3 separate regions of the Homo sapiens genome follow, and all the other regions are linked to region 2. A link is a loop called in an ENCODE intact Hi-C map of the cell type or tissue named here. Cell type or tissue: Calu3. All regions are shown on one strand. Each heading gives the region's core, and the rest is flanking DNA. Links, peaks and the distances in the headings are about the cores only. Region 1 has its middle 40 kb from the start of SMIM30. Region 2 has its middle 170 kb from the start of SMIM30. Region 3 has its middle 300 kb from the start of SMIM30.

Evidence for each region. A loop is a pair of places that touch in the nucleus more often than their neighbours do. Peaks named below come from ENCODE experiments on the same cell type or tissue, not always from the same donor. Only the 100,000 strongest peaks of a DNase experiment are listed, where the experiment ranks them.
Region 1: it touches region 2 in a loop (8-fold over the local background); 15 of 110 quality-filtered maps call a loop at or near these places.
Region 3: a loop joins it to region 2, with 2.1 times the contacts of the local background. A loop is called at or near these places in 4 of 110 quality-filtered maps.

The regions. Positions count from the first base shown.
Region 1 is chr7:113,153,279-113,164,261 of GRCh38, reverse strand. No RefSeq gene overlaps it. Among named protein-coding and RNA genes, the nearest start is that of SMIM30, 40 kb to the right of the region's middle. In Calu3, for the core only: a CTCF peak has its summit at 4,339 (motif pointing left); a DNase peak (open chromatin) is centred at 4,301.
Region 2 is chr7:113,283,008-113,293,990 of GRCh38, reverse strand. No RefSeq gene overlaps it. Among named protein-coding and RNA genes, the nearest start is that of SMIM30, 170 kb to the right of the region's middle. In Calu3, for the core only: no CTCF peak of the experiment used is centred there; a DNase peak (open chromatin) is centred at 4,660.
Region 3 is chr7:113,415,871-113,426,853 of GRCh38, reverse strand. No RefSeq gene overlaps it. Among named protein-coding and RNA genes, the nearest start is that of SMIM30, 300 kb to the right of the region's middle. RefSeq lists an enhancer at 4,715-5,237. In Calu3, for the core only: a CTCF peak has its summit at 4,910 (motif pointing right); a DNase peak (open chromatin) is centred at 4,953.

The sequences.
Region 1 (10,983 bases), core at 1,117-9,116, 130 kb after region 2:
TTAACAAGGCATTAATCAATTAACCTATATGAAGTACACTAACGTTCTTCATATGTGAAAGTGTGGACAACACGCAGCTTCAATGGTTTGTGTGAGCATTATGGAAAACATTCATGACACAGGAAAGCACCCAGCATTACCTGGTACTCAGTAGGCATGCCATAAGTATGTCATGCTTGGAGGGATCACTGTCACAAAATGTGAAATGAGGTTACGACATAGAACTTTTTTAAAGGCTACAAAATATCATAAAGCCAAATTTTAACCTTTCTATGCCTTTATCTATGCATTTAATTTAGTCAAAAAGCATTACTGTGTCTCTTATGTGTGCAAGTCTGGATTCTAGATGCTAGGAACCCCAAGATATCCATTTACTGATTTCAAGGGGAAAAAATGTAGTTGTAGGAATAAATGTGTGAGAATAAAATCACAAGAAAATGCAATAAGAATGTTTACCTAGATACTTTATGAAATTGACCAGATATTTTGGTTTTATGTGGATGTAGCCATGTCCATCTTTCTAATTCAAAATTCACTTAATCTATGTATAGATTATGCAAACTGTTGGTTCACTAATTGGGCTCTGAAGTCAGTATCACTCTAGGGAACTACTAAAAGGATGAGAAGATCAGAATCTGGTTCATTACTCCTCACCCTGTTCTACAACAAGCAAAGATGTCCTGACTTTAGCATCTTTACATAATGGGGTTCAATTCAACAGTTTATTAATTTAAAAGTTGTCCAGAGCAAACAAATAAAGGTTGAAAGTCACTAATAAGAATGATTGTTTCACTTAAGCCAGGCAGAGGAAGACAAATATCACATGTTCTCACTGGTATATGAGAGTTAAAAAAGTTGATCTCATGGAGGTAGAGAGTAGAATGATGGTTACCAGAGACTGGGAAGTAGGGAATCTAAAAAGAGATTGGTACGAATGTACAAACACACAGTTAGAAAGAGTAAGTTCTAATGTTCAGTAGCAGAGTAGGTTTACTATAGTTAATGACAATGTATTGTATATTTCAAAATACCTTAAAAAGGGGGTTTGAAATGTTCCCAGATTATAGAAATGATAAGTGCTCAAGGTGATGGACCACTCAGATCCCCTGATTTGTCATTACACAGTCTATGCATGTCACAAAATATCACATGTATTCCATAAATATGTACAAATATTTAAATTAATAAAAATAAGTAAAAATAAATCTTATCAGACAACTCAAAAAAGAATTGTTTCATTAAAGCAAACTATTCAAATTTAAATATCATAGAATTATTGCACATATCATCTCCAAATTTTAGCAAGGGTGTTATAGGAAGCCTCTCCGCACATGTGACCTTTGAGCTCAGACATGGAGAATGGAAAGAAACCAACTATTCCAAGAGCTCAGGGAATAGCATTCCAGGTAGAAGGAATAATTCCTGCAAAAGCTCTGAAATAGTAAAGTGTAGAAAACAGTTTCATTGAAGAAAAAAGGTAGCCAGTGTGAGCCAGTGTGGCTGACGTATCGCAGACAAAAATGCAAGTGGAACAAGATGAGACTGGAAAGGGAGGTAGTTTTGAGATTGTGCAGGCCCTTGTAGGTCATAGTAAGGAGTTTGGATTTTATTCTACATTCAAGGAAAAGTCACTGAAGGCTATGATTAGGGGAGTCTTCTTTAAAAATTGCTGTGGCTTTAGTATGATAATGAATTTGAAGGGAGCAAGAGGAGAAAATGAACAAGTTTAAAGGTATTAGTATAGTGAAAGAAAGAGATCATGGTGTCTTAGATTAGAGTAACAGCAGTGGAATTGCAGAGCTATGGATATATTTTGCAAGTAGAATCTTCACAAACTTGCTTGTGGATTGGATGAGGTAGATACAGAAAAGAGAGAAACTGAAGATGATCCCTCTTTATTTTGTGAGCAACATGTGGTGCCATTTACTGAGATGGTGATTTCTGGAGGGAAGACAAGTCTGGGAAAACAATCAAGGTTCTGCTTTGGACACACTAAGCTTGAGATGCCTGTTTGACAACCCAGTAGATCAAGTAGGTAACTAGGAAATAGAAGAAGGAGAAGAAGGAGAAGGAGAAGGAGAAGAAGGACGAGGAGAAGAAGAGGAGGAAGAAGAACTAAGAATTATTGGGCACTTTTACTATATATGAGATACTGTCTGAAGTTCTTGGCATGTATTAAGTCATTTACCCTCAAAACAGCTTATGAAATAAGTACTTTTAGTATTATTAAGTACAATTACTAGTATTTCTATTGTATTACAGGGGAAATTTAGGCACAAAGAGAGTAAGTAACTGGACCAAACAAGTAGTAAATGGTAGAGCTGGGAACCAAGTCCACTCAGTCAGGCCCTTGAGCCCATCATCTTAACTTCTACACCCCATGGCTTCTAGGACTTGTGGCCCAGGAGAGCAGCCTCAGTTGTAAATAGATATTTGTGAGTTCTTAATTAATAAACTTTTTAATCCAAAATATATTTATCGAGCACCTGCTATGTGCTCACAATGCATCGGATGGTAATAAAGGTTTTGATGAAAACAAACACAGTGTAAGGAAAGTAGGAGTGCCTGGAGTTGGAGTGAGTGCTGTGTAATACAGCGTAGCCAGGGATGGTCCCTCTGAGGAGGTGATATTTGAGCACAAAGATGAAAGAAGTGAACATGCAAGCTGTGCACATATCTGATGAGTGAAAGTGTCACAAACAGAAAGAACAGTAAATTCAAAGGCCCTGTGGCAGAGGCATGCTTAGCATGTTTAAATATCAGCGAGGTAGCTAGGGTGGCTGGAGTAGCATAAGCTAGGGAAAATATTAGGCTGAAGAGATACTAAGTAATCAGATACTATTTAAACCATCTAACTAGATGAGATCACCTATGGAGAGTGTTTAGAAAAGAAAACCTAGCCCTGAAGCATTTTTTATTTAGAAGTCAGATAAAAAAGAAGAAACTGCAAAGATAGAAGGAAAGCTCTGCAAACAGGAGAAAAAGCGGAAGAGTGTGATGTCAGAAAAGCTAATAGCAGAGAGTATTTTAAGGAAGTGATAAATTGTTCAATGCTTCTGACAAGTCCAACAAAATGCGGATAGAGTCAGGTCCATTAGATTTGGCAACATAGAAGCTGTTGGTGATCTTGACAAAAGTAGGTCCACTGGAATGGTAGAATGAGGATGGGCTTTATTATCAAACTAAAGCCTAAATTCTTGTTTTACCATTCATAATTTCATGCACCTTTCGTAGGTTCCGTAAGGTGAACCTACTTTTGTCATCTGTAAAGTAAGGTAAAAACATTCCTCTTGGCCAGGCACAGTGGCTCATGCCTGTAATCGTAACACTTTGGGACGCCAAGACAGGCCAAGGTGCTGGAGCTCAGGAGTTCAAGACCAGCCTGGGCAACACAGTAAGACCCCCATCTCTACAAAGATTTAAAAAATTAACTGGGCATGTTGGAACATACCTTTGGTCTCATCTGCTCAGGAGGCTGAGGTGGGAGGATTACTGGACCCTGGGAGGTCATGGCTGCAATAAGCCTTGATTACACCACTGCACTCTAAACTGGGCAACAGAGTGAGACCCTGTCACACACACACACACACACACACACACAAAATCCTCTTACAGAATTGTGATGATTAGTGATAATGTATATAAAGCATCAAGCCACTCTCTGATCCTGGCCTTTTTTTACCAGCCTTAGTAACTGAGCTTCTGCTTGTTTCCAAGGCCCAATTCTCATCTTGTGTTCTGTTAGAAATTGCAGGGATGCTTTTAAAGAGTGGAAATATGATGACATAGAATTAAGGACTCAGAAACACCTGAATATCATCATTGGCCAGAATTCTCTCCAGGCTATGTCCTTTAGGAAAAGAGAGTAAAGCATCTTATGAGATGAAGCTCCTAAGGTGCTCAGAGGCCACACACCTCAAATGGAGATGAAAAGGAGCAGGGCAGAGACATTCCCCCTGTGCCTCCCATGGCTGATTGGGGCAGCGGTGGAAGAGGGGAACTAGAATAGGGTTAGGTCCAGGACCATGGAAGGATAAAAGCCTCTGAAGAGAGAAAAAATGGCTATAGCTACTTTAAAGGAGCCCACGTCTTATCATTCTGGAAGGAAGAAACAAGGTAATTCATGCCCATCTGTGTTCTTTTAAAAAAAAAATTTTTTTTGAAAGTTCTACCTTCTTGCACTATGATGGAAAGAGGGCCTTCGAATTGTATCTATCCCTGACAACATTCCTTCTTACGGTGAAACCTGTACCTGGGTATGGGAGTGGGGAGTGCAGGGGGATGTGGAGGGTGCAAGAATAGAAAAGAGCCTTGGGCTCCCCCTAGAGGTCTGTATGCTCCAGTTTGCTTAACCAGATTTCTGCCTTGTTCTATGACTAAATAGCTACTTTAATAATATTCTTAGAACTAGAAACCTGCTACACACTTTCCATTCTTTCCCCTTTCCACCATACCCGCATTTAAGTTTCCCCCAAAATCCAGCTCTGAAGCCATGCCTTGCATACTTGAAGATTTACTGGCAAACTCCTTAGATACCAACTGCCTGCCTGCCTTGACATCTGAGATTATTGATGCTGAATTCTCTCTTATTGCATATTCTCACTAATTACTGTTTTGAAGCCTCCAGAGAGGACTGTTTGCCTACGTATTGACAGAGATTCTAGATATCAATTCAGCCTCCTATGCTGGATTTCTTCCCAGCACCTGCTCCAATCTAATTTCAGATTTCTAAAATTCAATCTAATTTCAGATTTTTGTTCTTTCCATACAGCACTGTCCTGTTGCAGTGAACGTGCAAAAACTGGCGATGTCCTAAGCTGAATCTGTGTTTATTCTTGCAATTGGCTTGAAAATGTTGTTTGCCATTAATGAAAAATGTAAAGCAATGATTACTTTAGACTGGGAGACCCTGGATAGCAGGGTTAAGCCTTAATTATCTTTAATCTCTAGGATCTAGCCCACCACCTGGCATATAGTAGATGCTCAGTAGATGTTTTCAAAGGAACAGAATAAATTAATTCACTTTCAGGCATTTATGAGCTAAGCTCAATATCACGGGGATAATAGCATAGTTGTGTCTAGCTGACTTTACTTTTGAAGCGGTTAATGTGAATCCAACAATTTTTCCAAATTTTCAACAATTAAACTAGCTTACTATAGGCTTTTTCTAGTGCCCTTTCTAAAAAAATTAAAAAGAGAAGCCAGTCTATAAATTTGAGGTTCAAGGATAGTCACTAACATCCTTTGAGGACTTGAGGACATGTCGTGAGTCATGAGGTGAAAGGAACTGAAAGTGAACCCTGGAATAACAAAACTGCCCACTTTTTAAGGAAAATGGGGCTTTCTCTAGTGTGGTAATGCCTTCACGACATTCCTTAGGCAATTGAATGATCATTTCTCAAGGATTTCTCAAGAGGAAGAAAATAGGTCAATAAGAGAGCTCTGTCCATTTGGTAAGAAGTTACCTCAAATTCCATGTGAATGTTTGCACTTAAAATATAATGATTTTTAAATGACAATTCTAAATATTAATGTGAGATGCTGGTAAAAAAGTAGTCAGTTATACTTAGATAATTTACAAAGTTATGTCACAAATATCTTCATTAAAACTGGCAAAAACAGCAAAAATGCATCTACCTAAGAATTACTATAGGCCTAAAATACCATATTTGTTGCATGAGTATGATATCAGCCACTGATGTTCAAAAATAATTAAAAGAACGAGTTGCTATTTTTTTAACAAAAGTCCATTGATTTGCCTGGTTTTCTTTTTATTCAACAAATTTCACAACTACTTTGCTAGTCACTAATAATACAAAAAGGAGAAGGGACTGCCCCTAACCTAAAGAGTTCTCATTCCAGTTAAGTAAAAAATTATACCTTGTGATTATTATCTCATATTTTACTAAATTAGTTAAGCTGACCAGCTAATTGGTGTTAAATAGACACAATCAACTTGTGTCTATTTAAAATTTGTTGTGCAACATATGGGTTATCTATATTGTGTATTTCTCCTCCTTCTTAGCCCTGCTGCTCAGTTTTGTTATTTTACTACTTAGTAACATACTCATGAGACAATGGACTCAGAAAACCGTAACAAGTGAAATTATTCTTCAACTGACGTATTACGAAAAAAGACTTGCATGCTTAACTGATAAATATAAATGTGTAAGATGCTTTTGGATTACTATAAGAAAAGGTAAAAAGAAATGTGAAGGAAAGATATAAACCAACAACTCACAAAAGAAAAAAGGTTCACCTCATTACTAGTAAAATAGATGTAACTTTAAAACAGTAACATGCCATGGGTCACCTGTTCTGAAAACAGTTTTCAAGATTGATAATGTCCAGATGATAAAAATGTGGCAAGAACAGAATTTCATATATGATAGTAGAAACAAACAATCAAGATAATGTTTTAGGAAGAGATTTGAGTGATATGTCTCAAAATTTTAAATTTGTATGTCATGTACCCAGTAATTCAACTCTAGAAATCTACCCTATAGAAATATTTACACCAGCTCTCAGATAAGAATGTTCATTTGAGCCTTGTTTCTAATAGCAAAATTGGAAATAATCTGAATTGTGATTTACAAAAAGGGAGATGACTGAATAAATTACTGCACAAATCATATAATACTAAGTAGCAATTAAAAGGAATGAGGTTAAACTATGTGTACTGACATGGAATGTTATCCAGCATGTAGCTTTAAGTAAATGGAAAACAAGTTGTAAGTGTACAGTATAATTTCATTTTTGTGATAAATAGAAACCAACAAGCATGTATGTGCATGTGTTTGTTTATGCTTAGAAAAAGTCTAGAAGGATATTTATGATCATTAACATAGGTTCCTTCTGAAGAGTGAGACTGGGGTCAGAGTGGAGGAACAGCTCATGTTTGTATCGTTTGATTTTTTACAAATGCATATTAATTTCACTTTTTAAATGTTTTAACTACTCTTTTCTCCTCCTTTATCAGCAGTTCTGAAAAAAGAAACATTTTAGAGCCTGGATTTAAAATTCAAATCCTGACTTGGCATTTTCTAGATATCAAACTAATACCACAGTCTAAAAAATAGTAGCCATAATCTTTAGGTTCCATGTCTGCATTGACACATATACATGAAGGCTTTGTTCTAAAATCCCATAGTTTGAGACCTGAAGCAGAGAGTGTATACCAGTGAACACTGCTTATGTTGTGTGTGGGGTGAAATGCTATATGCTAAGAAGGATAAGCCACAGCCAAGGAGCCCCATCACACAATTCGATGCTACCAGAACTCAGTAAGTAGAACAGTCAAGACTCCAGCAACCCAATCTTTATGAAGCGTATTTGAGAACTTTGTACACAGATACATTATTTAACTTCAGGATTCTCCATTTAAGGTTATAACCAAATTGCTTCTGTGAAGTATTTTTGGGCTGCTAGATATTTTTGTCTAAAAGAAGTTACTTGTAAAATCTTAAGACAGACAAATTTCGCAAAAATTTTTCCATTAGCATATTGAAAAATGTCACATGTTTTCTCTATCAGATTTCATAAATTGACAGCCATTTTATTAAGTTAAATGACATCAGCTTTAATAATGTTTTTATTTGTCAGTCATTAGATTATTGTTCTATATTTATCTTCTTCCTGAGAGGAAAATGAACAATCAGTACCATATATCTTTTGTCCAGAAAAGTTTCTTGTCTTCCAGGATTTTATTGGATATTCTATAATAATTATAATAGTGACTGTGCTTAAAATTTATTGTGAAATTGCTGAATAACGAACACTGTTCTAAGTGCTTTACATAAATTAACTTATATTTAATCCTCATAACAAACCACAGAGGAGGCACTATTATAGTCCCATTTTATAGAGGAGGGAAATAAAGCATAGAGAAGTTTAGTAACTTCCCATAGTTATACAGCTGGTAACTGGAGAAGCCAGACTTCAAGTCCCAGGAGTCTGGCTCCAGGGTCTGTACTCCAGTCCTGACTTCTAGACCATGTTGCCCAACTACCCACAAACCAGAAGTATGTGTGATTGGGAATTGCAAGGCCAGGGTCTGATGAAGGTGAGCATAGAGTGTTGGTATGAGGTATATCACAAGCCTTGCTCATCCCCACCTCTGCATTCTCCACACCCAGAAATTAACAGGGAAGAAAATATAATCCCTTTGCACATATGATCATTTAAAATGTCACATTTTCTGAAGAGTATGGTTTTGTCATTTTGATGCATATTTCCACCTCCTACAAATACAGCATTCACTGAAAAACAAAATTACTCTGAATTATATAAAACTCCTTATCTGATATATCTTGAAACCATAAAATAATAGTAGTAGATCAATTATATTGATCCACACTAAGGCTTCCAGGACACCAGCCTGAGCATACACCCTTCCCAAAGGGAAAATTCCAGGAAATCTCTGACTCCTTGGAATACTCTAAACCAGAGGTTGCTCATTCACACACCAATAGGGTCCAGAAAGCCAGGAAGGTAAATTTAATATGTAGATCCTGTGGAGTATAATATAATCAGCAGTGGGGAAACGTGGAAGTAACTGGAGAGGGCACACTTCACCTAAGAACATGCAGATTTAGTTTTTTAAACACTGAACTAGTCACATAAAATACAGCAGAAATTATATTCTGCTCTAAACAGAATAGCATAGCAATTTGCCTCTTGGTCCGTCCAATCTGACCAGTTTATTCCATTTCCTGGAGCACTCTGTTACTGTTCTTACTCTTCCTCTGGCCTCAGCTTAATGCCAATCTCCCAACAAATCTTCTCTGACACCCAGCAGATTGGATTAAGTGACTATGGTATATACTTTTCATTATAATTTTGTTAAATATAATTTTTATTATAATTTTTTGTTCAGAAGCTTGCTATTAACTATCAATCCCCGGAATATAAGATCCCTGAAGGTAGGAACAGAGTCTATCTTGTTCACTCTTAAATTCATTTAGTCATTCAAAACATAGTTATCGCACTCCTATTAAATTCCAGGTACTATTATTCTAAAAACAAAACATACCAGTGAGAAGACAGCAGGCAAATTCTCTGTACATAAGCCTCATTGGTCTTATTTTAGTGGGAAGATGTGGAATGAATGAGTGAATTAATTAATTCATGAATGTGTGCTTTGTTAGATGGTGATAAGAAATGCAGAGTATAAAGTAGTTAGGGCAGAGGGTGTGCAGGTTGGGAGTAAGGGTTACTGTTTATAAAGGCTGGCAGAGAAGATCTCTCTAAGAAGGTGACATTTGAGCAAAGACATTAAAGAAATTATGAGTAATACATAAAGCTATCTGGGGGAGAGCTTTCCAGACAAAAGGAACATTGAGCCCACAAGTTCTTAAGCAGGAAAGTGCTTTGCCTGATTGAGGAACAGCAAAGAGCATTAGTTTTTGGAATATGCTCAACAAATGAATGAAGTAATTAATGTGTTCTCAAAGACAGAGCTGTTGAGAAGCAAAATATAATCATTTTAATATTACCTTCTCTTCCTTCCCTTATGACAAAAAAAATGCCAATAAAGAATGAAATGACAGAAAGATTAGAGAAGAGGGGCAGGAGGGATCTAGGTACTATAATACATAATTTAGTAAGGATGATTTCATGATTAACTCTTTCACATTTGTTCATTTACATAAAGGCCTAAAGTTTGGCATGGCCAAATGATATGTGCACCACAGTGCAGATTTATTTAACACCAGTATATGCACCATTCACCAATATCTAACCATGATTGTTAGACTATTTTTTACTTTTGAAAAATTGTGCTTCACCTTTTTTCAAATGTTTGAGGTATAAACCTCAAACATTTATATGTTAATTGGCATTATATATTAGTAATTGATCTTTTCTATTCTTCATGTTTCTTATCATTTAAAATGCATTAGTTACCATGGAAGCAATGTCACGGAGTAAGGGCAAACCTGGTGACATCCACAAGTGAAATATGAAATCAATTACCATAATGGCTGTGCAATTTATGGTAGTTACTTAGAAAAGGTTTAGCTGATCTAATGTGAAATAAATATCGTAGAATGTGTGGGAAGGTGTGATCACGCATCAAAGTTTCTTTCTCCCACAATCTCAGGTGAATTTTATTACAAGCCACCATCATAAAATGTATGTCTTATTTCAGATACGTTTTTGCCACAGAAATCATCTCAGAAATGGTTCATAGTTTCAGTTGTCCTGAGAAAAGAGTGGCTATGAAATAAAACAGTTTCATTTCCTATAGCTTATTCACTGCTCTTCCACTCCAGGATCCTTGCCTCCTTCCAAGCTGCCCCTCACTCTGAAGTGCTGACCTCCATCCAGTGACTGCTCTGCAGAAGATGAGTCTGCCTCAACTCAGGAGAAGGCACAAGGTCGACAACCACTAAGATGGTGAGATTTTAGAGCACCAAGAACATATCTATATAAAAACATTACCCCTCACCTATGGTTTCTTGTGCATGAAATTCCACCATTTATTTCAGTTTGTTGAGTATCATCTTCCCCCTAAAAAAAAAATAATAAAAAAATAATAACCCTTACAAATTTCAGATCTGAATTTCAGAAATTTGAGACTAGAATGCATCTCAAAGATCTTCATATATTATGGCTGAGGAAACTTGAATCCTTCAGTGAGTAAATGGCTTTTTTAGGGTCAAATATCAAGTAAAGAGCCAAGCTAAATGAGAGAATGACTATCTCCTAACTCTCAACAATAAACCTGGAGCACTAGGGACCTGGAAGAGGGATGTGGGGAAAGCAGGAGAAATGGTTGCAGGTAGTGTATTTGGAATATAATTCCAATGAAATGGAATGAAGATCCAGAGAGATTAAAATGGGAAAGAAGGGAAAACCAATATAAGAATGATTCACGGGTGGTTAAATTTAGAATACTACACAACGGTGAAAAAAAACAGCCACTAACACTTGCAACAATATAAGTGAACCCTCCAGAATAATATTAAATGCAGGAAATGAGGC
Region 2 (10,983 bases), core at 1,302-9,301:
TTGTATTTTTAGTAGAGACAGGGTTTCACCATGTTGCCCAGGCTGGCCTCAAACTCCTGACCTCAGGTGATCTGCCCGCCTCAGCTTCCCAAAGTGCTGGGATTACAGGTGTGAGCCACTGCGCCTGGCCCCTCCCCCTATTTTCTAATATTTTAAAATTATTTTAGTTATTTTAGTGTTAGTCCAATCTCTGTTTTGCAGGTGAATCATGGAATGTGAAGACCACCAACCGAGTCATACTTTTAAAGACCTAAATAAATTGAGGAATATGTCATATCCATTAATTTTAAAACTCAATATTGTAAAGATTTCAAGTATTCCCAAACTGATCTATAAATGTAGTGATATTCCAATCAAAATCCTAGCAAATTTTTTTAATTGGCAAGATAATTTAAAATGTTGGTTGGAAATGTAAACAGGTAAGAATAACCAAGACGATCTTAAATAATAAATAGAACAAAACTGGAGGATAAACTAGATATCAAGACTTATTTTAAAACTATAGTAATTAAGGCACTGTGGTATTGGAGCAAGAATAGGCAAAACGATCAACAGCACAGAAGAGACAGTCCAGAAACAGACCTACACTTAAGAGTTAAAAGGTAAGCCACTAACTAAGAGAATATATTTGTAACATATTTATCTGATAAAGGACTTGTATCCAGAACATATATAGAACTTTGACAAACCAATAATTAAAAACAAATTAATCATTAGAAGAGACAAAATACTTGAAAAGGGACTTCAAAACAACAACAAATAGCCAATAAGCATTTGAAAAGGTACTCACTATTATTAGTTGTCAGGGACATGCAAATTAACAGCACAGTAAAATACAACCACACATCCACCTTAATGACTAAAATGAAAAAGGATAGCAATATCAAATATTGGCAAAGATATAGAGCAATTGATATTCTCAAACATTTTATGTAAGTGTAAATTGGAATAATCACTTTTGGAAACTTTTTGGCAATGTAAGGGAAGTTGAACATATGTTTCCCTATGTTCCAGTAATTTTTCTTCAACAGAAATGCACACACATATGCAAACAAAGACATATAACAAATTTCATGGCAGCATTATTAGTGTCAGCAAAAAACTAGAAGCAACCCTCAAAACACTCAATATTAAAATTGGTAAATAAATGTATATGTTCAGGCACTGGAATACTTTACAGCAAATGAAAATTTAAAATCCACTGCCACAAAAAAATACGGATAAACTTCATAATTATAGTAGTGAGTGAAAGATGCCAAACACAAAAGAGTATCCTACTATTTGATTCATTCTATTTATATAAAGTTCAAAATTAAAACAGTCAAATTAATCACCAAAATAATAGTTAACTTGAAGGAATGAATGAAAAAGTATACAAAGAACTTCTGGTGTTCTATAAATATTTATTTCAGAAATACCACATGATCCTTGGGGTGTTACTTCACTAGCTAGAAAAATTTGTGACCAGTATACCTTTGCCCAAGTTTCCCTCAGGCCTGTTGGGCTCTGCCCACTCAATCTGGCCAGCTACACTCAGCTTGTGCTGTCAGCCTGGATCCCACACCTGCCAAGGGTGAGCCAGGATTGGAGTGGCAAGGGGTGCATGAGCGAGCAAGCACAGGGTCTGGCTGCTGCCCACAGCCAGGCATGCCGGCTGTGGTGGGGTGGGCAGCTCCAGGATCTGGCACAGGTGCCAGCTCTGTGCAAGGCTGCAGCTGCCCCATGTGTACCACAAGTGGCTTCCACTGTGGGCTCCAGGGAGCACAGTGGCACCTGAATGCTTGGAGACACCAGGAACCATAGAGCCCCAAAGAGGGCGTCACAGCTCTGGCTCAGGAGGCCTAAGGTCTGGCCTCCTCTCTCCTTCTTGTTACTTGCAATGCAGTGAGCAGGGGGGATGTGTTTCAGGCCTGTTTGTGTTACAGTTCTTTCGGTCCTACCATTTGGTGGGTCCCATGTTCTTGTCCTGTGTCCAGGAAGAATGAGGTACATGAACAACTAGAGGGTGAGAAAGGCAAATAAGTGCTTTATTGAGTGACAGTACACCTCTTAGGAAACCCGTGCTCCTTTCTGCAGACAGGTCGTTCCTATGTTTGTGCAGCCATCAGCGGAGGGGAAACCCAGAGTGGGTAGCTCCTATCCAGACTTAGGAAGGTCATCCTAAAGTCTGCTCAACTCTGGCTGAATCCAGGATTTTTATGGGCTTCAGAAGAGAGGAAGTGCATGCTGATTGGTCTATGGGTGGTCATGGGTGGACCTAGGGAAAGGCATCGTAAGTCCTCACTCTGGTCTGCGGAACTGGTGGCTAGGCCCCCAGGCCCCCAGGCCTCAGGCCATTCCTGGCTTGAAGGTGGGGCTTACCCGGGACCCTTTCTGTCCAGGAGCCTGTCTGCCTCCTGCCATCATCAACCTAATGTTTATGGCACCCAGGCTGTGCATGTCAAGGGGCGCCTGCAGGTTTACACCAAGTCATTTTTAGCCCCCTCATCAGCCTCCCTCCAATGCTGGTCAGCACCCAAAGTCGAGAGGATGCTGATGTGGCAAGGGGCTGGTATGTCAGCATCGCCCTGAGCACACACACACCCAGCTGGGGTGTGACAGCGCCCAAGCTCGCCCACAGGTTTGCTCTGAAATAAGAGTGGACCCTGGGAGCAGGGAGAGGCCAGGCAGCGGGACCAGACACTTTCAAGCCTGCAGGGGCAAGGGACTTCCTGGGCCCCTGAGAGCACAGTGATGCCTGGTCCACAGCCGTGGCTGGGCAGCTGCAGATTTGCCTGTAAGGGTGGAGCTTCTGCCCCTCCAAATTGGAAGGGGGCAGGTGGGGATCCCACCGGCTCTGTGGAGTGCAGCCCTGGCTGCACCTCCCCTACTGCAGCCGGTATCATGGTAGCAGTCACTTCAGACAGGGCGCCGCTGCCATCAATATTATATTTTTGATCTGAGTAGTGATTACACACCTGTGTTCTCTTTATAAAAATCTTTGTAAAATTTAAGTGCTCTGGAAACTGAAGATGTTTAATTTTTTCTATTATTTTTTCAACAAAAATTTAATAAAAATGATAGCAATTAAATGCTAAATAAGAATGCATGGAAGATAGAAGAATATTTAAAGTTATAATATTCTAATGTGTTTTTGTTATCCTAAATGGGAATAGATTGATCAGTTTTCGATATTGTTAAGTATGCATATTAAAATTTAAGGATAACACCACCACCAAAAGAATAAGAATGGAATGTAAAACTTCCAAGTCTGGACTATAAAATATGGATAAGAGGAAAGTCCCATATGTACAATAGAAGAAAGAGAGCAGATGATAGTACAATAGCCTGTAAGTGAACAGAGGCAATGATTTGAGCCAGGGTAAGGTGGAAACTCTCAAAGCTACAATCTCAAAATGAAATGATAAACTGGAAAAATATCTACCTACTGGCAAAAGTAAAGAGCAGGAAATCTATTTGGTCTCCTTGTGAATTTTGGGCCCAGGGTGGGTGTGGAAGAGGCCTCCCTTGAGTATTTTAGCAATAGATATGTTAGTGGTAATTAATTTCTTTTCTTTTTTTTTTTTTTTTTTTGAGATGGAGTCTTGCTCTGTCACCCAGGCTGGAGTGCAATGGCATGATCTCGGCTCACTGAAACCTCAGTTTCCTGGGTTCAAGCAATTCTCCTGCCTCAGCCTCCCAAGGAGCTGGGATTACAGGCATGTGCCACCACACCTGGCTAATTTTTGTATTTTTAGTAGAGACAGGGTTTTGTCATGTTGGCCATTCTGGTCTCCAACTCCTGACCTCAGGTGATCTGCCCACCTCAGCCTCCCAAAGTGCTGGGATTGCAGGCATGAGTCACTGCACCAGACCGTGGTAATTAATTTCAAGGGTCACAGACTTTAGGTGCCCCAGGGAACCTTACTGAAGCAAATGTAAATACATTTTAGAGGAATTATCTCAAGTTAGATAATTGCATCAGACATACTTAAATAGGTACTTACATTCCAAAATTACAAGACACATGAGGAAATTTGGCACCATAAGGAAGTGGCAGCAGAGAAAACATACTATCAAATCTCAAAGAATTCAGATATTAAAATTGTTAGAGACAAAATGTTAAATATGTTTAAAAGTATTTTAAAATGTAATGGATGAAGTTCAAAACATAAAGAGCAGGAGGCTTTTTAAAAGATGTCTGGCAGATTTGAAAGAAGAATAAATGGAATTTCCAGAAAAATATAATTGTTGATGTTAAATATTTAACCAGTTCAAACAAACACAATAAAAACAGCTGAAAAGAAAATTAGTGAATGAAATAATGGGATACAGTGAACCAAAAAGATGGAAAAAAGTAAGCAAAAAGAACTAAATACAATGCGCTTCAAAGAAGAAATTACTGGAAATAAACTCTCTTGGGATTTTATGCTACTTAAATAAGTTTGATGATGTTAAGGAGGGCTAGAACGAGGAGGACTCCCACCAAAATACTATACAAGCTAATAAGTTAGCCTTCCATAGTCCTATGGAAGGTAATAGAAGAATGCAAGACTCCTGGTCACAGAGAAGAAGTTTAAGGCAGCACAAACAATAGAAGTATTGTCATCATAGTTGTATTGGTTTCACTGAACCCAAAATTGCACAGAGCAACAAGGAGAGCTAGGTGGAGCTGCACACACAGGAGTATGCTGCATAAGGGAAGCTTGAGCTTAGAGAATCCATTGATTTTAGAGCAAGCTTGCCCAACCTGCAGCCCGTGGGCCACATGCAGCCCAGGACAGCTTTGAATGTGGCCCAACACAATTTTGTAAACTTTCTTAAAACATTATAAGGTTTTTCTGCGATTTTTTTTTAGCTCATCAGCTATAGTTAGCATTAGTGCATTTTATGTGTGGCCCAAAACAGTTCTTCTTCCAATGGGGCCCAGGGAAGCCAAAAGATTTGACATCCCTGAGCAAAAAGCAAGACTGTTCTTTGTCCAAAGGGATACCTGGTGTATGTTTTACCTCACATTTCAAAATTGCCTTGAGCATTAACAATTCTAAGAAGTGGCTTAAGGAAAGAACAGCCAAAGTATATTAGACCATTTTCACACTAGTATAAAGAATTTCCCAGAGACTGGGTGATTTATAAAGGAAAGAGGTTTAATTGACTCACAGTACCACACGGCTGGGGAAGCCTCAGGAAACTTACAATCATGACAGAAGGCAAAGCAGGTACATCTTACATGGTGGCAGGCAAGAGAAAGAGCATGTGTAAGCACAGGAAAAACTACCACTTATAAAACCATCAGGTCCAGTGAGAGTTCACTCACTCTCATGAGAACAGCATGGGGGAAACTGCCTCCATATTCCAAACACTTACCTCCCTCAACATGTGGGGATTACAGGTCCCTCCCTCGACACATGGGGATTACAATTCAAGATGAGACTTGAGAGAAGAGAAAGAGCCAAACCGTATCAGAAGGTCTTACAGTTTTGGACCATTGAGCAAGATACACAAGAGGTCCAGAGAGGCAGATTCTCCATATGTCATTCTAACATGAAAAGAATTTGCCAGAAAATAAGGCACCATTCCTCTAATACAGCAATCATAATGAATCTTGGGAGTTCTGTTTCCATTTAGTCTTTTACCTACCTGTCAAATCTTAAATTTCCTGTTAGATCAAGGTATTTTGTTTTGCATTGTTTAATCACTTTTTTTGGCATTTTTCGTTTATAATATTGTTTAAATAAACTTTTCATTTAAGAACTGTTTCAGATTTTCAGAAAAATTGTTGAAATAATACAAGGAGTTGTATCATTTTTGTATCTTTGTATTTTTGTATTTTTTATTTGTATTATGGTTCCTATATCCAGTTTTCCCTATTATTAATATCCTACGTTAGTATGGCATACATTTTATAATTAATAAACCAATATTGATTTATTCCATACTTTATTCAGTGTTTTGGTTTTAACCCAATGTCCTTTTCCTTTCTAGGATCCTATCCAGTATACCACCTTACATTTACTCATTGTGTTCTCTTAGACTCCTCTTGGCTGTGACATATCTATTAGATTAGTTAAAATAAAGGAAAAGAAAATATTTAAATTTATTTTAACTTATTCCTTGTCCAGTGTTTTTCCTTTCTTTACATAGATTTGACTTTCTGACCTATATCATTTTATTTGTCCCTGAAAACGTTCTTTAAACATTATATGCAAGGCAGGACAGCTAGCAAAAAAATTCTCTCAATTTTGTTTGCCTGAGAAACTATTTCCTTCACTTTTGAAGGATAATTTCACTGCATATATAACTCAAGGTTGGTGGTATTTTTTCAACATTTCAAATATATTACTTCAGTTTCTTCTTGCTTACAAGGTGTTGTGAGTTGAAGGTGTTGTGAGGTGAATTATTTATACCTGCTAAAAAGATACATTGAACCTCCAGTACCTGAGAATGTGACCTTATTTGGAAATAATGTTTGTGGATATAATCAAGATTAAGATATGTCATAATGACATATGTCCTTATAAAGAGAGTGATATGAAGACACAACAAACACAGGGGAGAAGGCCATGCTATGGTGGGGGAAGATATTGGAGTGATGCAACTGCAAACCAAGAAACCCCAAGGATTGCCTTCACAGGAAACATAGTCCTGCTGACATCTTGATTTCAGACTTCTAGCCTCCAGAACTATGAAAGAATAAATGTCTGTGATTTGAAGCTACCCAGTTTGTGGTACTTTGTTACTGCAACTTTATGAAACAAATACACATGGGTTTCTTAAGAGAAGTATGCTGTAATTCTTATGCTTGTTCCTCTATAGGTGAAATTCCCTACCCACATACCCACCCACCCCTCACACTCTTGGCTTCTTTCGAGATTTCTCTTTGTCTTTAGCTCTACAATGTGAATACAATATGCCTTGGTGTCAAATTTTTTGGTGTTTATTCTTCTTGGTACTCTATGAGCTCTCTGGTCTGTTGGTTTGGTGTCTGTCATTAATCCTACAAAATTCTTGGCCATTATTTCATTAAATGTTTCTCCTGCTCTATTATGTCTTACTTCTCTTTCTGGTATTTTGTCTTGTTTTGTCTTGCGTGTTGTTTTGGGGCTTCCCTAAGCACTCCACCACCCCATCTTAAAGAGAGTCTGCAACTCTCATCCTTTACAATTTAATCTACTGTTATTATACAAGATCCCTCTTAGTAAAGTAGTAAGGTGTAAGCAAAAGAAAGCATTCCATAATGTTATCATTAAATATCCATTTTTTAGTGGGCTGATGTATCAGACCTGTGACTTTCATACATGCTTCTTAGCTTTTTTCACCCCTTGGGAGAGACAGGAAATCTAGAGTCTTTTCTGGCTTTCCAAGGAAAAGCCTAGAATGAGATCCCTTCTGGGCTGGGATTTTTAAATATTGGCAACTCATTCAGGTTAGCTGTCTATTTCCAAACTGTTCAAATAATTCCAAGTGCACTTTACTTTGGACCTATGTTATAATCTATCAGTTGATTATTTCCCCTCTAAATTTTTCTACAACCACTCAAGTTGTAGCAACTTGGGGCCATCTGAAAATGTCTATCATTTGAGTAATTAGATACATATACAATACCAGATATATGGTCAATATCAGTAAGACATTATTTAATATTACTTTCTATTAAAATCATAAAAGACTTAAGTCTAAAATAAGTCTCTTGCTAAAGTTGTTAAGGTTTACTAAACCTGTAGTCAGTCTTGTGGCAATAAAAAATAGTTCACTTTATTCGAGGAACTGTTTATATCCTTAAAATAATTTAGTAACTCCTCTCTAAACCGCAATCCCTTTAACTTTTGCGTTACCAATCTATTTCTTCTACTTTAACAATTTTGTACTTCTTAATAAGAATCCTTCTCAGTTACTCCACAACCCTTTCTAAATAGTGAGTTCAAGCCAGAGAAAATGTGGAATGACCTCAGGATTCACATTATGTGTCCCTATTTTCCAGCCTAATACTGATAGCAATAGGAGACAGAAAAATTCCTATGCAGACAGGGGCTGGTCACAAGTAAGGATCAACCTTCAACCTGAGGAACAAGCTGCTTGTTCCACATAGAGTCCACGACCAGAGTGAGAACGTCTATCCCCATCTTACTCACTCTCTCTGGACTGGTTCCTTCTGGATGATGCCTTTTAACCAATCAAATGCTGCTTTTTCCAAGACCACCCATGGACCAATCAGCATGCACTCCCCCATTCTAAGCCCATAAAAACCCCAGAGTCAGCCTCACAGAGGGCAACCCACTTTTGGGGTCCCCTTTCACAGCTGAGAGCTTTCCTTCTGTTGCTCAATAAAATTCTTCTCTACCTTACTCACTCTCCAGTGTCCACGTACCTTATTCCTGTTGGCCATGGAATAGGAATGCAGAACTTGCCAAGCTGAGGTCAGCGGGAGCAAAAAAGCTCTAACCCTCATGTTTGCTGAGCTGTGGGTGATGGAAATAAACCGGCTATAATCCTCCCATTCACTGAGCTGTGGGTGGTGGGAGTAAAAAGAGTTGCAACCCTCCCTCCTACTTGCTGAACTACAGGAGTTGCAACAATACCACAACTGGTTCTATATTGCAACGCTTTTAACCATACCATATGTATTTTAAATAAGCTGATACTGGACTTCAAGAGACAGTGAGAGAGCATCTTTATGAATAAATGAATCCCAGCAACCTTAGCAAGAGAGACTTATTTTTTATAAAGATGGGTTCCTACTATGTTGCCCACGCTGGTCTCAAACTCCTGTGCTCAAGTGATCCTCCCACCTTGACCTTCCAAAGTGCTGGGATTACAGGTGTAAGCCACCACACCGGGCCAAGGGTATAATCTTATCTAGCTCTTGACTCTTAAGTAAAAAAAGGCAGACTAGTATGGTGGTTATATGCAAGGGCTTTGGAGTCAAGCAGGCCTTTGTTAGAATCCTGGGTCTGAGCCTGGGCAACATAGTGAGACCCTGTCTTTACAAAAAAATAAAAATATAACAGAATTAACTGGGCATAATGGCAAATGCTTGTAGTCCTGCCTACTCAGGAGGCTGAAACAGAGCCTTGGTCTGAGGATTGCTTGAGCCCAGTAGTTTGAAAATGCAGTGAGCTGTGACCACACCACCGCACTCCAGGCAGGGCAACAGAGTGAGACCTTATCTCAAAATACAGCAAAAAAACAAAAAACAAAAACCTGGTTCTGGAGAATACTAATAAATTACCTTCACAAATTAATTAACTATATTCTCTTCCCTATAAGATGAAAACATAGACTTGTAGAAAAGTATATAAATGAATTAGCAGAGACTCTGGCCCATAAATACATAATAAATGAATAGTAGTTATAATTAGTTACAAGAGTTTTCTTTTGTCCATAAATTTGTATTAAGATGCTATAGGGGACCTCTGTGAATTTTAATCTGACTAAAGAAAAAGAACTTGCTAATTACCTTCTGTTTTCCCCCAATGACATATATTCTATTTAATGAGTTTAGATTTTGAATCTTGGCTCTATGCTTAAAATTTTATTGCCTTAAGAAAGTACTTAACCTCACTGAGTCCAAGTTTTTTCATTAATAGTAGACATTACCAACTGATTTCCTATGTTTAGATTAGAGAATTCATTTATTTAATATAAATTTTTTTATTTTTCTACTATGTACCAGACCTTATTTTAGGAAATTTTGATACAAAGGAAATCAAAATAACCAAGGATTCTAATGTCAATGATTCTAAATCTCCTTTAGGATTTAGTAAATCCTAAAGGAGATTTACTAAAGGGTTAAAAAAAGAATCAGCCACTATTAAAACAAGTACTTTTTTTTTTTTTAAAGATGAAGAGAGCTTTTTAGGCAGAGGCTACACCAAAAAAAACCCAAATGCTGGAAATATCTTGCATGTTTAGGAACAGAAATGAGCAAGGGCTTTGGAATGTTTTCAATGTCAAAAGAAGACTAGTCAGCTGGGCTGAAGTAAAAGAAACTCAGAAGATGATGGGGAGAGGTAGACAGGGCCATATGGCATAGAGCCTTGGCAACAGTTATTACATTTGATTCTATTCTAAGTACAATGAAAAGAGTTTTGAGCAGGTGCCTTTAATGATGGACCTGTATTTCTAAATGTTCTCTGTATTGATAACAGACTAATGGCAAGAATAAAAGCAAGACCAGTTACAAGGCTGCTGAAGGAGTTCAGGCAAGAGGTGGTGGCAGCTTTTATGGGAGTGGTAGCTACGGAATGAAGAGAAGTGAAAATATTTAACATATTTTGAAGATAAGATTAATAGCATTTGCTGGATGGGAAACAGTTAAATCAAGGATGACACTTAGGCTTTTTGATAGATGGTGGTACCTTACACTGAACTGGGAAAACAATGAAAGGAGTAAGTTTGGGGTGAGGAGTAATGAGCAGTTCAGTTTTAGGCATGTTGAGTTTAGATGCTTAAGACAAACCCAGATGGAAATATCAAGCAGATCCTGTATTTCTAAAGAAAGACCTGTACTGGAAAGACACTTAGGAAGACTTTGGCACATAGATATCTAAATGGTGATAAATGTGATCAATCTCCTAGGAAATGCATGTTGCTCAATAAAGAACCAGTATGACTTCCATCCAGGACTTTCATCCAGCATTTGGAGCTCTCGTAAGGAGAAGGTGCAGCAAAGAACTTGGTGAAAGCGCCACAACAAAGAGCAGAAGGAAAATCTAAGTGGCTGGTGTCCTGACAAATGAGAAAAAGGTGAAGAGAGGTCTCCTGTATGGAATGCCACTGAGTGGATTCCATTGAATTAAACAACTAGGAGTCACCGGGACATGGAAAAAAACAGTTTCAATGGAGTGATGGGGCCAGAAGATGCAGTGCAATGAGTTGAGGAGCAGTCATAGACAGAGAGTAAAAATACCTCTCATCTCTATTGCCAGTAAACTTTCATGTCTGGAGAACACTTTGTACTTGGTTTCCAAATTACTAACCTGGTACCAATTCCACTACAGTAGA
Region 3 (10,983 bases), core at 1,824-9,823, 130 kb before region 2:
CACAAACACATTGTACAACTGCACAAAAATATTTTCTGTCTTTACATTCTTATCAGATAAGCTTTTTCTAATTTTAAAACTTTTAATTTTAAAAAAACTTTTAAAACTTTTTTATTACAAACTAAGATGCACAGAGTCAGGATCATCAATATCACTGTCCTCTGTTTCTACATCTTGTTCCACTGGAAGGTCTTCAGGGGCAATAACACGAAAGGAGCTGTCATCTCCTATGACAATAATGCCTTCTGAAATACCTTCTGAAGGACTTGCCTGAGGCAGTTTTACAGTTAGCTTTAAAAAAATAAATAGAAGAGGTACATTCTAAAATAACAATAACAACTATAATATAATAAACATATAAACCAGTAACATAGTTGTTTATTATCATCATCAGTATTATATACTGTACATAATACTTTTATATGGCTGGCAGCATAGTAGGTTTGTTTAAATCAGTATCACCACAAATATATTAGTAATGCATTGCACTATGGTGTTATGACTGCTGTGACATTACTAGACAATAGGATTTTTTCAGCTTTATTATAATCTTTATTATTATTATGCAGAGACAGGGTCTCGCTATATTGTCCAGGCTGGTTTCAAACTCCTGGCCTCAAGGAATCCTCCCACCTTGGCCTTCCAAAGCACTGGGATTATAGGTATGAGCCACCGCCATCGTACGCTTATGGAACTACTGCCTTATAATGTGGTCTATTGTTGATTAAACTGTCTTTATGCGGGGCATGCTGTACCAGCCATAAACAAACATAAAACGAAATTTTAAAGCAATACTATTTATAAGAGTATGCATAAACATCAAATACCTAAAAACAAATCTAACAAAAAAGAGTTGTAAGATCTCTATAACGAAAACTGCAAAACATGATGGAGGAAATTTAAAGTCCTAAATAAATGGAGACATATACTATGTTCACGTATTTAAAGACTTCTGTAAAGATACCAATTACCATCAAGCTGATCTATAGATCAAATTCAATCAATAGATTAAATTCCAAACACTCTCAGTGGAAATTGATGAATTAATTTTTTGCACTTTATTTTAAAGAATAAGGGGCCAAAAATAACCAAGACAATGTTAAAAAACAAAGCTAGAGGTCCTTAAACTTGAAGTTTTTTAGTACGTCAGAATTATTTTACTATCATATTTATTTTATCAGTATGTTCTACTTAGCTTAGACAAATTGCTGCTTGTCCTAAATCCCTCCAGTTGTTTGAACTGAGTGGTCCTAAGCTTTGTTACAGTAGATCCCTAAAGAATTGTTTATCAGAGTTGTAGTTGGCCCCACTGTTACAAGGGACCCAACCCTTGTGGAAACTGGACATACCTTGAGCTTTGTTTTGGGCACATCCCTTATTTGCTTTTAGTGCATTTTCCTTTTGCTTTTCTTTTTTCCTCTTATAATCTCTAAGCTTCTTGCCTTTACTTATGCCTTTTATCTTAGTCTTTTAACTTTCATTTTAATATTTTAATCTCATTAATTGCTAATCTCTTTCCCTTCATTTTAAAGCCCAACTATTTTGTCTTATTATTTTTAGCCCAAAGTTTGGGAATAAAAAGTTGACTTCCCTGTGGGCTAGTCTTTCAGTTATTAGTTCTCACCAAACTCATTTGTGAACAGAACCATGAGGAGCTGAATAGTAGACAGTTTAATTGAGAAACCTTATACTCATTGAGGTCTAAAAATAGTATTTGTTTGTCTTGTATCTGCTGCCCACTGTTCTCTAACCCCCTCCCTGATAAGTAACAGAAATTCTAATTATTCTTGTATGTATCTGGTTAATAATCAATCAATCAAAAATATTAGTAATGTCATATGTACTCTTTGATGTTCTAATCCCTTTCCTTAATTTCCCTATTTTGCAGATGAGGAAGTTTGGATTAAGAAACCTGCCCAGGCTCGCCCGCTAGAAAGTCATAGAGGCAAGGTTTGAACCCTGGCAGTTTGACTTTAGAGCCCATAACCATTATAAAAAGCTCATTGAGAGAAACCATTACTTATGTAAGATAGCTCTTAATATATTTAGTATATTCATTTTTCATCAAGGGCTTTTATCTAACATACTTGAATAGGCCTCATGACTTCATAAAATCCTTGAATTTGAAGGAGACTTCTATGTGTATACAGTTCAGTTCTTGATATTTGCAGTAGTTGTGCTTTATAAAGTGACCATGAACACAGAATTAGCAAATACTGAGTCATTGCTCCTAGAGGAAATTTAGTGTTATTTTCCTTGGAAAAATACAGAGATAAGCTTTTGCGAGCATCTGGGAACAACATTTCTTATCAACTGATTAATACATAACCTTGTTTTATGTGTGTTTCTGTTTAAAGACATCATATTTAATATTTATTGTTAATTTATTACCAGTGAACTCATGGCCAACATCACTATAAATCATTCCTGAATAAAGCGTATCTAACATACATTTTCTGCATAAGGCACATCCCAGCCTTCTCGTGCTTAGGAACATTAAACAGCACTTCAGCACCATGCTTGGGAGCCATTTTAAACAGAGAAATCATTAACAAAATGCAAAAAATGTGAAAAAAAATGTGGCACTAAAGGATACTCGTTTACAGTTTGAGATCGGAAACAAAAAAGCAAAGTGTCACCCGTTTCCACATCAGCTGGGAATGTGCACATCAGGAAATTCAAAGTTTTTGATGTTTTGCACATGCATACATCTGATAATGACTTTGAAAGGACCTATGGTCTTTGAGGTTACAAGTACACTTTAGTGCGTAGGTGAATTCACAAATTCAGAATCTGTGAATAATGAGGACCAATTGTATATTATCTGCTGAGAAGAAGAAGCTTAGTGATCAGCAGATCCTTAAAAAAGTCTGTGACCTCTCACTCCTTAAGGCCAAAACCAAGACCCGGAATAAGTTAAAGTTACTAGATTATTTGACTCAGGCTAAGCGTATTGAGGATATCACGAGTGAACAGTATTATATTTGCACTTTGTATAATTCCTTCTACTGTATTTTGGTGTGAACAGCAATGTTTCACACTGAGGACTAAGGAACTACCTATGTAAATACACCCTCATTTACAAGTGAAAACTTGAAATTACCTAGTGACCAAATGACCTATTATATTAATGTCACTCATTGACATTTGTCAATTTTGTCAACTTTAATCAGTAGAATTTCTAGGATCATTGTAATGATAAAGATAAGGGAAGATTTTATTCCCAATGTTGTATAGAATCATATTTATAAGAACACAGAGAAGATTTTCCTCTAATGCCAGGACAAAGTAAGCATTTTTATCTGAAGCTACTGGCTTAGTTTTATCAAGGGCACATTATAAATCTTACAGTGATTTTCTTTCTCTGCTTAATGTTCACTGCTAGAAAACTTAGCCAAATGTATGGTCCAACATCAGCTTATGTATATATGTATATTATCCTTTTGATTTTATCTTTTCAAGTATTATTTTACATATGTTCAAATTTTCTCACCTTTCCTTTTTATATTTTATTTTATTTCCCCTTAAATCATCTCTTAAACAAGAATGAGTATACATAAATAAGTTCTGCATATAGAATTGTTTTCATTTACAATCTTTTAAAATTCCAATGGGGAAATGATAGGTACCAGTATAAATGTGACTGCTGATAATTTCTGTCCAAATAAAAGGATCAAATAAATAAATTTCTTAGGCATGACATCAGACCTAGGGAATCAGTAACCCTGAGAGAGGGGTCCAGCAAGCTGGGTTTCAACAAGACCTGTGGGTGTTGGGATGCACACTCCACATTACTCCATGGGAAAATAGGTATCACATGGGTCTCACTCACGCTCTCTTTTGCCCTAAAAACAATCTTGACTGTGCATGGGCAAGTTTTCAACCTTGATTGTGTACTGGAATCATCCAGGAAGATTTTTGTAATCATGACATGCCCCAGAGCAATTACAGGAGGAGTTGAGAACCAGTTATCAATATTTTTTTTAAAGCTCCCAGGTGTTCTGATAGGCAGTCAAAGTCGAGAGCAAATTCTCTGTCTCTAAAGACAGGTTCATAGGTCCAGTCATAAAATTAATGAATATTTTCGGCATCTCTGAGTAGTTCTTCAGGCTTAATCTTCCTCCAAGAAATCCAAACTGCTATGTAGCTGTGTCATTTTGAGAAATTAATAAGCTGCATTCCCATCTCACTGCAACATAAATACCATGCTAGTCAAAGATTTAAATGTTTAAAATATTGAGTCTATAAAAGTACTAGAAGAAAATATGTTGAAATTCTGCAAAATCTTTAGGTAAAAAAGGCCTCAGAATAAATAACTGTGGCATAAACCAGAAGCAGCAGCAGGAGGCCAGATAAATCCCACTATGTAAACATGGGTACAGAATGATAATGATATCAATTATGAGCAGGCAGATTATTTCCTATGTTCCCTTTGACTTCTCTACAGTATTAACTTAAGCATGAGAACTGAACCTAGTCTTCATTGATACAAAGTGAAGAGACACCTCATGTTAGTCAAAGATAATTATGTCAGGTTCTTGGCCTTTCTGTGGCCCAATTTAAATACCAAAAAATTATGGGAGATAACTCTGAGCCAGTTTTAGTCTATCTAAAAGGAAATAAAAATTTTCTCAAAGGTAGGAGAAGGAGGTTTGGGGATCTAAGAGTGACAGGAGACTTGTACCCCATCCTTGTCTGGAACACCAGGAGGGAAGGTCCTTCACAGGAGTTGCGACTGGCATCACAGCATCATGGGACCAGTGAAGATGAAGTAGGAGAGCTGAGGCAATCCCACCAATTTCCTGTAGCTCCAGAGAGCAACGGAGGAGAAGATGAAATTACCCTGAAAAGTACACAGCTGTAAGTTCTGAGAGAGACCTATGGGACCTGAAGAGATCTCATTGGTTGTAACAAGAGCATACACCAGCAGATGGCAGCAGATGGTTGTAACAATAGGAAACCAGCAGGTGGCTGCCACGGGGTTGGGGAACACAGCCATTTTAGTGAGGCCAATCATCGGTGGGTGTAATGGCCAGCTCAGCAGATGCAAACAGGAGCAGAACCCAGCTGAGGGACCAATCATATTCCCCCAACACCATGACCCTCAGAGAACACCCAGAATTTACAGTATCCCCAGGGAGAAATAGAGGTAGAGGAGTAGAGGAAATCCTGAGTTGACCTTGTTTAAACTTGAAATGGATGGAATTACACTGGAGTGAATGCAGTTCACCTGTTATCACGTGAAACAGAGGAAGGGCTGGAGGAATGCCAAGAATATGAACAAAATTGAAGTACTCAGAAATGAAGGAAAATGTTATTTTTAATTTTTTATATACCTGAATATAGCCTGAGAAAATGATACCTTAGAAACTCTGCAAAGCAAAAAAATTATAAATTGTCAAAAGACAAACTTAGAAAGTGAGAGCAAATATTGGCAAAACAAGGGGCTAATTTTCTTTTTCTTTTTCTTTATTTGACAGAGTCTTACTCTGTCGCGCCCAGGCTGGAGTGCAGTGGCATGATCTCAGCTCACTGCAGCCTCCGCTTCCCAGGTTCAATGATTCTCCTGCTTCAGCCTCCCGAGTAGCTGGGATCACAGGCATGTGCCACCATGCCTGGCTAAAATTTGTATTTTTAAAAGAGATGGGGTTTCACCATGTTGACCAGGCTGGTCTTGAAATCCTGACCTCAAGTGATCCGTCCAACTGGGCCTCCCAAAGTGCTAGGATTACATGCGTAAGCCACCATGCCCGGCTAATTTTCTTGATATACAAAAAACTTTCAGTACCTTTTAAAAAGTTTACTTTTTATTAAACAAGGAGAACTATACAATAAGTACTGTGCAGTTCACCCACCTGGAATATACCCTCATTTCTGGAATTTTACACTGGAATAAAGAGAGCAAATAAAATAAAGTGGTCAAAAATTCAATCTGTGTAAAAAAAAAAACATACCTAATTGACACTTTTATTACTGAGAAAACATTTGGCTGAAAGATCTGAATTTACAATATATTAGTTAAATCTTAGCATATCATCCTTTCTTTTTCCAAATTGCAGCGTCATAGAATTGACATGCTAGCTGTCCTTTCCTTCTTTGCCTAGATCACGAGAAACTGTGCATGCAAATCATTCACTGGTTCCAAGAGTTTCCCCTCTAATAAGTCAGACTACAAAGAAACCCATTCTACCCACCTTTCCCTCCTCTTTCTCCCATTAATAATCAATATTAGCCAACCCCATTTAATTTTAAAGAATCGCCTTTGAATTATTTTTCAGGAATAGACAAAACTAACGGTAAGAGGTCAACATCCTCAAAGCCACTGTTACGTATTCCAGGCTTTAGTACATTATTCCTAATGGTGTCCCAGAAGTCTAGATATTTTCAACTTAGGATGATTAATAAACATTAACAAATTTTTTAGCCTAGTGTGGTGGGGTGTGCCTGCAGTCCCAGCTACACAAGAGGCTGAGGCAGGAAGATGGCTTGAGCTCAGGAGTTAAGGGATGTAATATGCTATAATCCCACCTGTGAATACCCACTGTGAAATAAAGAAAAAGTAAAGAAATTAAAAATTTTAAATTCGTTATTACATATTTGCACCCATTCTTCAAACTATCAAATATTACTGTGAATGTATCATAATTTATCCAGTTATCCATCATTTAACTGAAATGTGTTTTTTCCTCATTAATGTACTTATTAAAAAGGGGTAAACTTTTTTTAGATATATTAATATATGTTATCTACATTTTTTCTATTTTTACCTTATTTTAACTTTGCTATACAACTATACCCCTTTGTCATAGATTTAAGATAGTTCGACTTTTGCCCTGCATCCCTTACACCCTCAGTATATTCAAAGACTTTGCCCCTGCAATTATCTCTTCTCTCATTTGTATCATTAATTTTTCCTTCTCTATTCTATCATTCCCATCCTCACAAAATAACTACTGTAATAACTCCTTTCTTTAAAAAAGAAAGATTAAAACTCTCTCCACAATTCCACTTTATTGCTTCTAATTACACAACCACTCAAAATAATTGTCTTTGTTCATTTTCCACATTTTCATCTCCCTCCCATTCTCTTTTGAATCCACTCACACTACTGCTTTCAGTCTACTCTGGTTAAGGCCACCCATCATCTCCATATTATCAAATCCAGTTCTCTGAGTTCATTTACTTAAGAATGGGCCAGTCTTCATTAAAAAAAAAAAATCCTTATTTAGCTTCTGGGACTCCTAGTTTTCTTTGTATGTTGCTGTCTCCTCCTTCCTGATTTTCTGCTGGATTCACTTTCTCATATTAATTGTGGAGCCCCCTGAGGCTCAATATTTTGGACTCCTCTCTATTTACACTCACCCCCAGGTAATGAATTGCAAATATCATTTATAAGTTGGTGAGTTCAGTAGTTTTTATCTCAAGTCCCAACCTCTCCTCTAATCTCTAGAATCTTATAAAAACAGCTTATATATAGATTGTCTCCCTTAGATGTCCTAGTAGGAATAACAAAGTTGAGATGCCCAAACGAGAACCACTGATACCTCCCCAACCATCCCAAACTATTCCCCAACTTGCTCTTCCTCCAGTATTCCATATCTTGGCAAATAGCACCAACATTTCTCAGGATGCAAACTTTGCTCCTTTCCTTGATGTCCCTTTCTCTCACAGTACACATCCAATCCATCAGTAAATTCAACTGGCCTACTCGCACAATTCAGAATCTGACCATTTAGCACAATCTTTACCACTCTCAACATGATCAAAACCATCAGTTTCTGTCTCTAGGAATTTTGCTAGCCTAAATGATCTCCCTCCTTTACGCCATCACCATGCCTCCCCTTCATTGTTTATTGTCCATTTGAAAGCCAGAGTAATATTTTTCCAATGAATTAGGTACTCTCCTTCTCCAATAGCTTTTTATCATACTTATAATAACATTAAAATCCCATACAAAGCTTTACATGAGCTGGTCCCTGGCCAAATTACCAATTTCATTTCCAATTTATTCTTCCTCTCTCTCTTTGCTCTAGCCACACTGGTGTTTCTGTTTCTCCCAAACATAACCAGCATGTTCCTAATTCCAAGTCTTTTCCCTTACTATTCCCTCTACCAAGAATGATCTTCTCCCAGATGTCTTTCTGGCTTGCTCCCTGGCTTCATTAAGGTCTCTGGTCAAATGTTCTTTTCCCTTACTCTCACTCCTCCCTATCCCCACATCAAACACAGAATCCTCCTTAACTTCTATCATCTTCCCCTACTTTAATTTTCCTCTTGATTCTTCTGACTCATGGTATTATTTCTATATCTACTTGTTTGTTTATTTTCTTTCCTCCACTGATCTTGAGAGATAAAGAGTTCTACTTTATTTAATCCTTTATCCCAGGCATCAAGACTAGAGTCTGGCACATAATAGTTGTTCAATAAATATATGTTGAATGAAAGAAAGGATAAATATTTAGCTCTCTAGTTTCACTGTAATTTATTTTAGTGTATAGTGTATTAAAAGAACCTAAACAGTGTTACTTCAGCATAGCTAACTAGTTTTATGAAATCCATTTATGATACACATTTTTGCTTCACAGTCGTTTATAATACCTCCATATCATTTATTAAATTACATAATAAGTTATCTTTGGGGGCTGTTTAATGTATTTCATTGTTTTCTATGCCAGTAGAACTTCTAAAAATAGTTATATGATATATTTTAATATTTGATAGAAATAATCTCTCTAGATTATTCTGATTTACAAAATTTCTTAATTATAATAGCTTTTAATTCTTTCAGAGCACTGTTAGAAACACTTTGCCAACTTGTAAAATTATTCATTGGGATTTTCATAAAAACTATAATTGATTTTGAAATGGTTGATAACTTAAATGTATTAATTCTTCCTAATATGATAAGCATCCCTATTTATTAAAAACTAAGTGGAGTGTTATAGTATTCCTCATAAGAGTTTCACAGATTGTTCATTAAGTATTTTCTTTGTAGTTTATTTTTAATGGCATTGAAAATGAATTTTCCACACTGTACTTTTTATTTATGTAAATAAAAATAAAAATACTTATTTACTTATTTTTATTATTAAAATATATAAAGGCTATTGATTTTGCCTTTTAAAAAGATTTTCCTTTGTGTTATTTTCATACCGTCAGTTGACACCAACCAATGAAAATATAATTAAATTATTAACCATATCTCTTTATCACAGATGATGCCTATTTTTAAATCAACTTTCTGGTGAAAAATAATGAGAACTACAACAACAGTAATAATAACCTCCAGTTAGCCAATGTGACAAAATGGCAAAAGAATTCAATTTTGGAGCTTCTTTAAACATTTTTTTTCATCTTAAAATGCTACATAATTAAATATGATTGGATTGGACTTTTATGGCATAAAAATTTCAAAGTCAAACTCTCAGTTACTACTTGCTGGATTATCTGTAGAATCCTTTTCATATTCCACTTCCTTCCCCCTCCCAAAGCTCGTTGCCCTCTCTCCTAACCATTCTGCAGCCTGATGATATGCTCTTGATGATTCCAAACTAAGGCCAAACCAAGAAGTCAGGGACAGACTTGGGGGCAGGTGTGTTGAAAGCATGAGTGGTGGTGAGAAGTCATGGAAAAGCAGTGTGTGCATTTTTATTAGAATGAGCTTCTTGCTGAGTCTCTCCATTAAAAAAATAATGTTACTACTAAAAATGTCCCTCCCATGATAGATGTTGTTTATTTTACACAGAAAAACATTTCCTGACGGCTGTTTTTCAACATTTAATCTTGTGACAATAAGAAAACATGAGGTAAAATATATTAAATACACTCAATATGCATTACACATTTCTGAATCACTATTCAATTTTACTAAGTGAACACACAGTAATTAGTTTGATCCTCTTTAAGAGAACAAAGCATTGACTGATTTCATTGTGCTGGGTAAATCAGTCACTATATGCCTTTCATTCATGGTTAGCACATCTCATGTTGCCAGAGTGGAATTTTTTGGGGGCTTCTGAGTCTGTTCATCAATCTCATGAAATTGATGGGTTGAACAGCACTGAAGACAAGGGAAAGAAAGCTCTGAAGTCCATGAGCAATGTGGTGGACTAGTCAGCAGAGGTGATTACAACCCCCACAGTTCTGGGCTCCAGCTCCCCAAAGGCAAGCAACGATGGGCAAGGGAGAATGACTTGGTACGTGCCAAGTCTCACAAATAGTCAAAATTACCTTTGCAACCTTTATTGTAGTAGTATTCATAGTTCCCCTTGTCATTTAATTAAGACCATTTTCCTCCCACTCTGAACCCCACCCCAAATAATTTACTGCCCATTTTAAACTGTCTAAAAGGTTTGGTGTACACATGTGTGTGTGTTTATGTGTGTACAGAGAGGGCTAATTTAAAAGCAAGTCCTATGAGATGTCAGCATCATTAAATTCCTTTTAAACATAATTAAGATACATTTAAACCTCAAGATATGACAGCTTCTTCAATACAAAGTTTTGTCCTTTGCGTGCTGTCTCTACACACAAGTAATTTTCCTTAATATTACCCAACAATAGAGAAGGAAACCCCTAGAGCAAGGAGCTATGGCTATAGCAGAAGCTAAGCTGTTGCCCTGCTCTTTCTTCTTCATTTGAAACTCATCTTCTTTTGATTGTTTGTTTTCCTTTAGTCATCTCTGAACTTCTTCAGCAACCTCCTAAGCCATCTCGTAACTTCTGCATCCTCCAAAGTTGAAGATCTCAGATGTTTAGATACTTTTGGTGTATCTGTCTTTGACCCAGGTGTGGATGTATTTTATATATTTCTACATCATGTGGTTAGTCATTTTCTGCTGGCAAATCAAACACACCTAAGTTTGAGATCTATGTCTTCTGCTTTTGCCTCCTGACATATTGCTTCCATTTGTTCATTATCAGAAGGTCAGTGGGAGCAAATGCAAAACCGGACCATAAACGTGTCTACTTTTCTCATTAGAA